2 separate regions of the Homo sapiens genome follow, and region 1 is linked to region 2. A link is a contact called in ENCODE Hi-C or POLR2A ChIA-PET data. All regions are on one chromosome and are shown on one strand. Each heading gives the region's core, a stretch centred on a gene start or an enhancer-like site at or near the end of the contact. The rest is flanking DNA. Distances are from core to core; before and after follow the strand shown.

Region 1 (4,151 bases), core at 990-3,489, 380 kb after region 2:
GAGTTGGTTAAGGACGAAAGAGTCTACTGTTTATCATGAGGGAGGAAAGAGGGAATAGACTAGGTAAGAAGTGAAGAAATCTGTGGAGGAAAAACCGCAATAGTAAAGAGAAAACAAAAAGATCTCACCAAATTGGGAGGATAAAACGAGCCCTCCTGCGCCAATTCCGTGTTGTTGTTTTGTTTTGTTTTGTTTTCCAGGAAGTTACAAAACAGTTTTCAACAGAAGGATTACATTAACAAAGCAAATAAAGGAAACTGGTGCTAAAAATGTAGCCTACCTACACTGAGAGGCCTGAAGACGGAAATACTTCTTTCCCCTTTTTGTAACGGGTTTCAAAACAGTAGGAACAGGGTGAGGGATAAGAGCTATAACAGGGGGAGGGGAGTAGCCAAGCTCTTCCTGAATACAGAGTCTTTCGACTAAATGCTTATTTTAAATGTACCTTTTTGCGGTCAGCCGGCAAATTCCTAACTGAACACAGCGTTTGACTCTCAATCGAAATGTGATGAGTGGTTCAGACACCATAGGAAATTTAACAGCTTATGCAAACACAAGGCAGATGCAGAACCAGGACTTGCTTTGGGTGGTACTCTAACACCCCTTCACTGGGTGGCTAAAACGCCACTAAGGTTTGAATTGTGACCAATAGTGGAATGGAAAAAAGAAAATAGGAAAGTTAAAGCGCCTACGTTGAGTCAAAAAACCATGCAATTAGCCGGAGAAGTTTGTGAACGGGCAGTAAGTGGAAAACAGTGGATACAAAGGGGCTAACTAGATAAACAGCTACTACAAATTCTGTCCGTCTTCCTTACGGGGAGCTACACAAGAAAGAGCGAGTCCCTTCTATATAGAGGAATGCTGCTTCTCAGCCTAGGCAGTTTCAGTCGCAGGCAGGGGCTGCCCGCCGAGAAGGGCCTGTCCAGCACAAACCCGCAGCACACACTTACTTTCGTCCGGCCATTGATTTTGTAGCTGCCCAGCTTCCCGTTACAGTGGCGTATCAGGTCGTCCATGCTGCTCATGAGCAGCCCAATGGTTTCGCAGCCGGGCTCCTTGCCCTCGATCCAGGTGATCTTATCGCCTCGGATGTCCTTGGACGAGTCACTCTTCTGGCTGACCAGCTGCCCGTCCGTGAACTTCCCGGTGTCGTGCAGGGCGCGCACCTCGTCGCCGATCTGCTGTCCGGTCTCCTTGCCGAGGAAGTCGTCCACCACACAGATGCCGTGCTTGTTCATGCACGGCACGATGTACTCGAGCGCCAGCTTCAGCGCCGGCAGGGGCTTCGTCTGCCCGTTGGGCCGCAGGCCGCCGCCGGGGCTCAGCGCATCCCCGGGCGTGTTGCTTGGGGGGTACAGGTTCGCCTTCTCCTGGAACAGCGATGAGCGGGCCGGCGGCTCCTCCTTGCCGGGCTCGGCTTCGGCAGCCACCGCCGAGCCCTGGCCGCCGGCGGCCGCACGACACGGCGACGCGGCCGCCGCTGGGTCGGCCGGGGGCTTGGCCTTTACTTTTCCCTTGGCCGCGTCCCCGGAGGCGTTGTCCCGGCGCGCCGCTGCCTTCCTGGGCTCCCGGGCCCCGGCCCTGGGCGGCGGCACTGCAGCCGGCGGCGCGGGGCCGGAATGCTGGTGTGGGCCCACTCCGTGGCCGAGGGCGCCCTCGCTGCCCTGGCACACGAGCTTGTGCTTCTTCCAGTCCTGACGCTGGTGCTCCTTGCAGCAGTAGAAGGAGCTGCGGCAGCGGCTGCAGCGCAGCAGGTTCTCCATCTTCCCGCACAGCTCGCAGTACTGCCGGTCTCGCTCGCTCGGGCTCGGCCCGCCGGGCCCGCCGCTGTCATTGGCCATGGCGGCGGCGGCGGCGGCGACGGCGACTGCGGCGGCCGAGCAGGAGGGGTAGCGGCCGGACGGCCTCGCCCGAGGCTGGGGAGCGGGGAGAGAGATAGGGGCCGTTACTGCGCCATGCACCCGCTACCCTCGCCTCAGGGAGGCCGGCACCCCACGCCCTCGGCCCGGCCGCTTCCGAGTCCTAAGCTCCGGCGCAGCGCCGGCAGCCGCCTCAGCGCCTCATCGCCGCCGAGGGCTGAGAGAATAGGGCCTGTGCGGCGAATGGCAACCTGGGCTCAGGCGCGCGGGCCTGGGGAGCGCAAGACCGGCCCCCTCGGCCGCCGCCGCCGCCTCAGCGTCCCGGGCGGCCCGGCCCAGGCTGTGGAGGAGCGCAGGGCATACGGGCGCCACTCGCTCTGCGCGCTCTGCACGTACACCACGGCCCCGCGGCGACCCGGGCGGGCGGCGCGCGAGGGCGGAGGGGGCGGAGGGAGGGCCGGGAGGGCCGGGGGGAGGGCCGAGGGGCGGGGGCTGCCTGCGCTCCTCCGCACTCGGCGGGGCCGGGCCTCGGCTTCTGCCTCGGAGGTGGGTCGCCCGCTTTCCCTCCGCCCGGGACCGGACTGGGACGCCGAGAGGCCGGTGCGCTACCTCAGCCCGCAGCGGCCTCCTCGGGGACGCCGAGGCGCAGGCCCGCGAGCGGCGGAAAGGCGTGGGGCAGCGCGGCAGCGCCTACACCTGCTGGAGGAGGGCGCCAGCCGCAAGCGGGTAGCGGAGCGAAGGCGGCGTAATCATGGCTGCTCTTCCTCCAGGCCGGCGCGGGGTGTGCGAGGCTCGCTCCAGTCAAGGTTGCAAGGTGGCTATTGCGATCCTCATTTTGCAGAGGAGGAAACGGAAATTCAGAGAAGTAAAGTAACTTGCCCAAGGTCACGCAAAACTGGGACTGAATCCAGGAATCAGGCTCCCAGATTCCAAGGCTGTTTTTTCCATTACACCATACAGCCTCTATTTCAAGAAGCCCTGAAATGGTTAAGAACAAAATAAGTATTACTATGGTGTTAATCCAATCTCTTGCGCCCCGTTTCGACCTAGTTTAAAGGTAATGAAATTTGAGGGTTTTAAAAAAAATCAAAAACTCATTTTTAAAACCTTTGAAATCCCGCCGAGTTCAAAACCCCATGAAGAAATTTTGGGCTACCAAGTTAAATGTAATCAATGCTCATTCCAATATCCAATTTAAACTGATGGGATTATTCCTGAAAAGTGAATTTTGATGGTAAATGAGCAGTACTACATTAACGACTCTCACATTTATTTTTAATAGAATCTGTGCTGCGCGGATGAATACAATTCTTTGTTTTACAGAGCATAAAAACCTTACCAGAAATAAGCCAAAGATGTTTCTTTCTGCTGCTATTTGTCTTAAGAATTAAAAGGTCTGTGATTTCGAGTTTATCAATCTTTATCGAACACTATGTGGAAAGTGGGGTGCTAGGCTTGTGTATCACTTGAGTATACTGTAACTTCAGTCCTTGAAATATAGCCTTCCAAACTTAAAAAGTTGTAATATGTATTTCAAAAGCAGGATATAAGGAATTATTGTAAACCATATTGTAGAAGTTTAAAAAGAGGCTTGAATCCAAAAATATAAAACCTCTTCATCAAATATACAGAATTTAAAACTGTTATAAAATCCTGCTGCATGCGTAAATGGCATTCTGGGGATCCAATCAAGTGAAAGAGGATGATAATTCCAATTAGCTTGTCCTTTGGGAAACTGAGATAAATATACTCACATCTTCAAATTTCAAACCGAACTAAAAATCCAAGTTTCTGTAAAGAATTTAGACCTAGACCTGTCTTATGTGTATCCTACTTTCCCAGAGCTTTATTAAATACAGTAAAATGTCATTGTTGCAGACATTACTAATTAGGCTGTTCAACAAATGCATTGAGAGTCCTTGACAAACAAATGAATTAGTCATACTACACTCAGAGACACATAGTCCAATGCAGGAGGCAGGTATGTAAACAAGGACAATCCAGAGTTCAGAGTTTCCTAAAAGAGGGATGAATAGGATGGAATGGGAACACAGAAAAAGGAATTGCTAGCTCTGCCATTTGCACTAATAAAATCCAAGCAAATTAATTCAGAAATTCTTAAAATATAAAGGAGCTATCTCATGGCTTACGAAAATAAGCATTTAAAACATTTTTCATACACATAAATTATGTAAAATGTAATTTAAATACAAGTAGAGTCTAATACTTCTTAGGCTTCCTTTTGCTATAGTAATTATACATGAGGCTTAATTATTCACAAGAGCAGGAACT
Region 2 (4,015 bases), core at 171-2,670:
AGATACATATTTAAAAGATTCCTATAACAATTTATTTTTTGGCAAATTTAGTTTTGGGAAAAGGCAGCTTTCCTAATGTTAGATTTCTTAACAATTTACCTATAGGGAAAGGAGACAACCTGGACGAGGTGAATGGAAAGGGAGGCTTTTAAAACGAGGGGATTGGGAGGAGGTGATGGGGGCCAGTAAGATGGTAGAAAAGAGGAAAAGTTTTTGATTTCTTCTTGCCTGGCCTACGCCTGGCCGAGAAAGCTGGGGAAAGACTCGCTGTTGCCTAAATCCCTGCCCTTGTCCTACTTTTAGCGTCACCCTAAATCATGTGTGTTCTGGTCCACAAACAGCTAATGTACTTCCCAAGCACAGAGAAACACTGAGCCCATGGTATGGAGCTTAGACACAAGGCGAAGAACTCACATGGACAGCACCCAGACCGGGAGGACAGCCACCTCCCACCTTTCTCAAGAGGGTTTGGGCAATCAGCTTCGCGGGGCTGAGGGACCCGGCCGCCTCCCTCGCCCGGGGTGCGCGTCTGCTTTCGCAGCCATCTGTGCGCCGGGGCCATCCCGCGGTAATCGGATCACGGACGCGCGGCCTGGGGCGCCGGAAAGGGGGCCGGGCTGTTCCAATCTGCTGTCTACACTGGCGGCGGACAAAAGTTGTCCTCTTCGTGGTAGGAAAACGCAATCGCGTTAATCCGTTGGGCCGCTGTGAAAGCCTTTCCCCCACCGGGAAGGTCTGTTTCACTCGGGGAGAGGTGACAAGGCCGCCCCCGCCCCCAGGCCAGGCACGAACCCCGCACAGCGCTTCCGGGCGCCCAGGTTTCCGAGCCAGCGGGGCCGGACTGAGGGCGCCGGGCATAAGAAAGCCGCCCTCTGCGCGCGGGGCTCTCCCGCGGGGGTTCCAATCGTGGGCACGGAGCACGCGAGAAAAATGGGGGTCGTTGGGAGGACGGCGCCGGCGCCTGGGGCGGAGGAGCCCGAAAGGGCGGGTGGGCGCGGGGACTTCCGGACAGAGCGCGGTCCCCGCGAACTTTCCCGGGACGGCGAGCCCGGCCGGGAAGAGCCCCAGCTCGCGGAGCCCCACTCACCATCTCTTTGCGGAGCAGCGCCAGAGCGGCGTCCAGGTTGGGAGGCTTGGCGGGCAGCGCTGCCGCCCGGGCCCCGCCGCCGCCCGGGCCCCCGCGGCTCAGCTCGTCCTGGATGCGCGACTTCTGCGCGTACAGCCGCTCCAGGTGCCGCCAGCCCCCAGACGCGCCGCCGCCCGACGCCGAGTGCAGCAGCCCGCTCAAGCTCTTTGGCAGCGGGGGCAGCCCGTCCACCCGCAGCCCCCGGACCGCGCCGTTGCCCGCGGCCCCGGGCGCCGCCCGGGCCCCACTCATCGCGCCGCGGCCCGGCCACGCGCCTGCCCCGCTGCAGCGAACCAAGGCTTTCCCCCGGCCCGCCCCCTTCCCGGCGGTGCCCCGCCCACTTCCCCTCCCGCGCCACGCCCCCCCGGCCCCGCCCCCTCTCCTCGAGGCCCCTGCGCGGGCCCCGGGTCCGGGTGGCGTCCGCGTCCAGCAGCCGGGCTCGCCTCCACCCGGGTCTCCTCCTCCCTCGCGCCCCTCCAGCGCCCTAATTCATCTCCAACTCCGCGTGACTACCCTCTAACCCCCCGACTCACCTCCAGCCCCGTCACGAACCCTTCTGTGCCACTCCCTAGCTCCGAACCTACTAAGCCCCCCGCGACCCGCAGCTTCCCGGTTCACCCCCATCTCTGTCCCCACCTCCTCTGAACCACCTCCCAGCTTCCCGGCTCACCCCTAGCTCCGAACCCTCTCACCCGCGCCACCCCGAACCCCAGCTTCCCGGCTCACCCGCATCTCTGTCCCCACCTCCTCTGTGCCAACCCCCAGCTTCCCGGCTCACCCCCAGTTCCGCCCCCACGCCCTCTGTGCCACCCTCAGCTCACTGGCTCACCCTCAGCTCCGAACCCACTCACCCCCCACCCCAGGCTTCCGGATCACCCCCATCTCTGCTCCCACCTCCTCTGTGCCACCCCCAGTTCACTGGCTCGCCCCCAGCCCCGTCTCCACTCCCTCTGTCCCACCCCTCAACGCCCGCTCACCTCCAACCCGGCTCCAGACTTCCCCCTTACCTGCCAGCGCTCCTCAGCTCCTTGCCTCACCGATCCCTGCCCTGCCCAGGGGGCGGCCCAGCTTCAGATCCCACGAAGCAGGCCGTTGCAGGGGGTGGGGGTACCGAGGCTCTGGCTCACAACCGGCAGGACGTCGAGGGCAGGAGGCCTGGCTCTGGTCCCAGGACCCCCGGCCCTCCCCGAGGGCGGAATCCAGCCCGCCTCCTGCTGCCTCCCACTCGCCGCGGGGGGCGGCTGGGGGCCCCAGACCCGGGCAGGTCGCTCCTTGCCGCCGGGCGCGCTGGCCTTCTCAGCACGGCCTTGTCCAGCAGTACCCGCAGCAGTCAGCAAGAACGCCAGACCCACTTTTGAAACTTCAAAACACTAGTAAACATGCCTTTCATTCTGGCCATAAACACAAGAGTAACTCTAAGTGGAAATGTCAGGAAACCAGAGAAAGGGATTAAATCTCGGAAATTATCCATCAGCTCAGGCAAAAATAAACACGACGCACACCTCAGAGGAAAAGAGAAGAGAGAGAGAGACTCTGCCCCTCCCAGGAAAAGTAAAAATGACAGGCAGTTATAACCAGATTAGAGATAGAAAAGATCAAGAAGTAAACGCTACAGCCCAACCGCAGATTAAAAACTAATGCAGTGTATAGATTGGATAACTTTAATGCCCATTCATTATTGGCTTTAATTATAAAGGGATTTAATTTTCTAGCTACATTCAAGGGGATCAAAATTATAAAGTGTTCTGAGCACTTCAGACACCCAACATAAAAGAGCCCTGCACTTTGGGTTGTTTTATACCCTTTACCACCTCCTAGAGCCCACCCCAGAAGCAGTGTCTTTGAAATTGGCACAATATTCTCCCTGGACGGTTGCAAGTGGGTGAGACTGATATGAAGAAGCTTTAGTGCAGGCGGTGTGATTGACAGCACCCAGGCTTCCCACCCCACCCACTGCCCAGAATTTTCCGCCTCTTCACTGTGCCTCACCTTCTACTAATTACCTAGTCACATTTCTGGATGTCAGGTATTTATTCATTCACTTATGTAAACGGTGGGTGTCTTCAGGAGAGTGACCAGTCTGCCTGTGTGGGAGTAAGGGAGAGGAAGGGGTGGGAAGCATTTTGACATTCGGTTCACACCTTAGCATGAATTTTTTTTTTTTTATGAGACAGTCTATCACTCAAGCTAGAGTGCAGTGGCGTGATCTCAGCTCACTGCAACCTCTGCCTCCTGGGTCAAGCAATTCTCCTGTCTCTGCCTCCCAAGTAGCTGGAATTACAGGCATGTGCCACGACGCCCGACTAATTTTTGTATTTTTAGTAGAAATGGGGTTTCACGATGTTGGCCAGGCTGGTCTCGAACTCCTGACCTCAGGTGATCCACCCACCTCGGCCTCCCAAAGTGCTGGGATTACAGGTGTGAGCCATCGCGCCCAGCCTGCATGAATTTCTTTAATTTCACTGGTTACAATGCAGTCTCACCTGTAGTACCTAGCAGAAATCACTCAAGGTAGGTGATAGGAGATTCAGCTATGTGATGGTGAAATAAGAAAAGAAATCACTTTGAAGTATCGGGGCACTGAAAGCATTTTAAAGCACATACTTCAGAGAATTACGGATTACAGAAGGAAAAGGAGGTTAGGGTCAGCTAGACAGCAGCATGAGGTCCGTGGTGTCAGGACTCGAGAAAAGAGGCACAACTTAGACAATGCCAACCTTACCAATTTTTTTTTTCTTTTTTGAGATGGAGTCTCACTCTGTCGCCCAAGCTGGAGTGCAGTGGCGCGATCTTGGCTCACTGCAACCTCCACCTCTCGGGTTCAAGCAATTCTCCGCCTCAGCCTCCCAAGTAGCTGGGATTACAGGCACCCGCCACCATACCCATCAC

Evidence for each region. A loop is a pair of places that touch in the nucleus more often than their neighbours do. ChIA-PET counts read pairs that join two places held with the same protein, here RNA polymerase II (POLR2A). Pooled maps may share reads with other maps.
Region 1: a map of CD8-positive, alpha-beta T cell shows a loop between it and region 2 (7-fold over the local background). The contact joins the promoter of EGLN1 here to the promoter of FAM89A in region 2. A Hi-C loop is called at or near these places in 2 of 168 maps with a recorded cell type or tissue (CD8-positive, alpha-beta T cell and naive thymus-derived CD4-positive, alpha-beta T cell) and 6 of 50 pooled maps. POLR2A ChIA-PET finds 5 or more read pairs at or near these places in 2 of 52 experiments (OCI-LY7 and activated CD4-positive, alpha-beta T cell).

What each region holds. Positions count from the first base shown.
Region 1 is chr1:231,420,048-231,424,198 of GRCh38, forward strand. It overlaps EGLN1 (egl-9 family hypoxia inducible factor 1), which reads right to left and starts at 2,240. Exons shown (of 5, transcript NM_022051.3): 1 at 951-2,240. The coding sequence starts at 1,841. RefSeq lists an enhancer at 796-1,065 and silencers at 1,446-2,625, 2,381-2,705.
Region 2 is chr1:231,038,834-231,042,848 of GRCh38, forward strand. FAM89A (family with sequence similarity 89 member A) reads right to left here and starts at 1,421. Exons shown (of 2, transcript NM_198552.3): 1 at 1,088-1,421. The coding sequence starts at 1,378. RefSeq lists an enhancer at 99-780 and silencers at 443-522, 1,163-1,212, 1,473-1,582.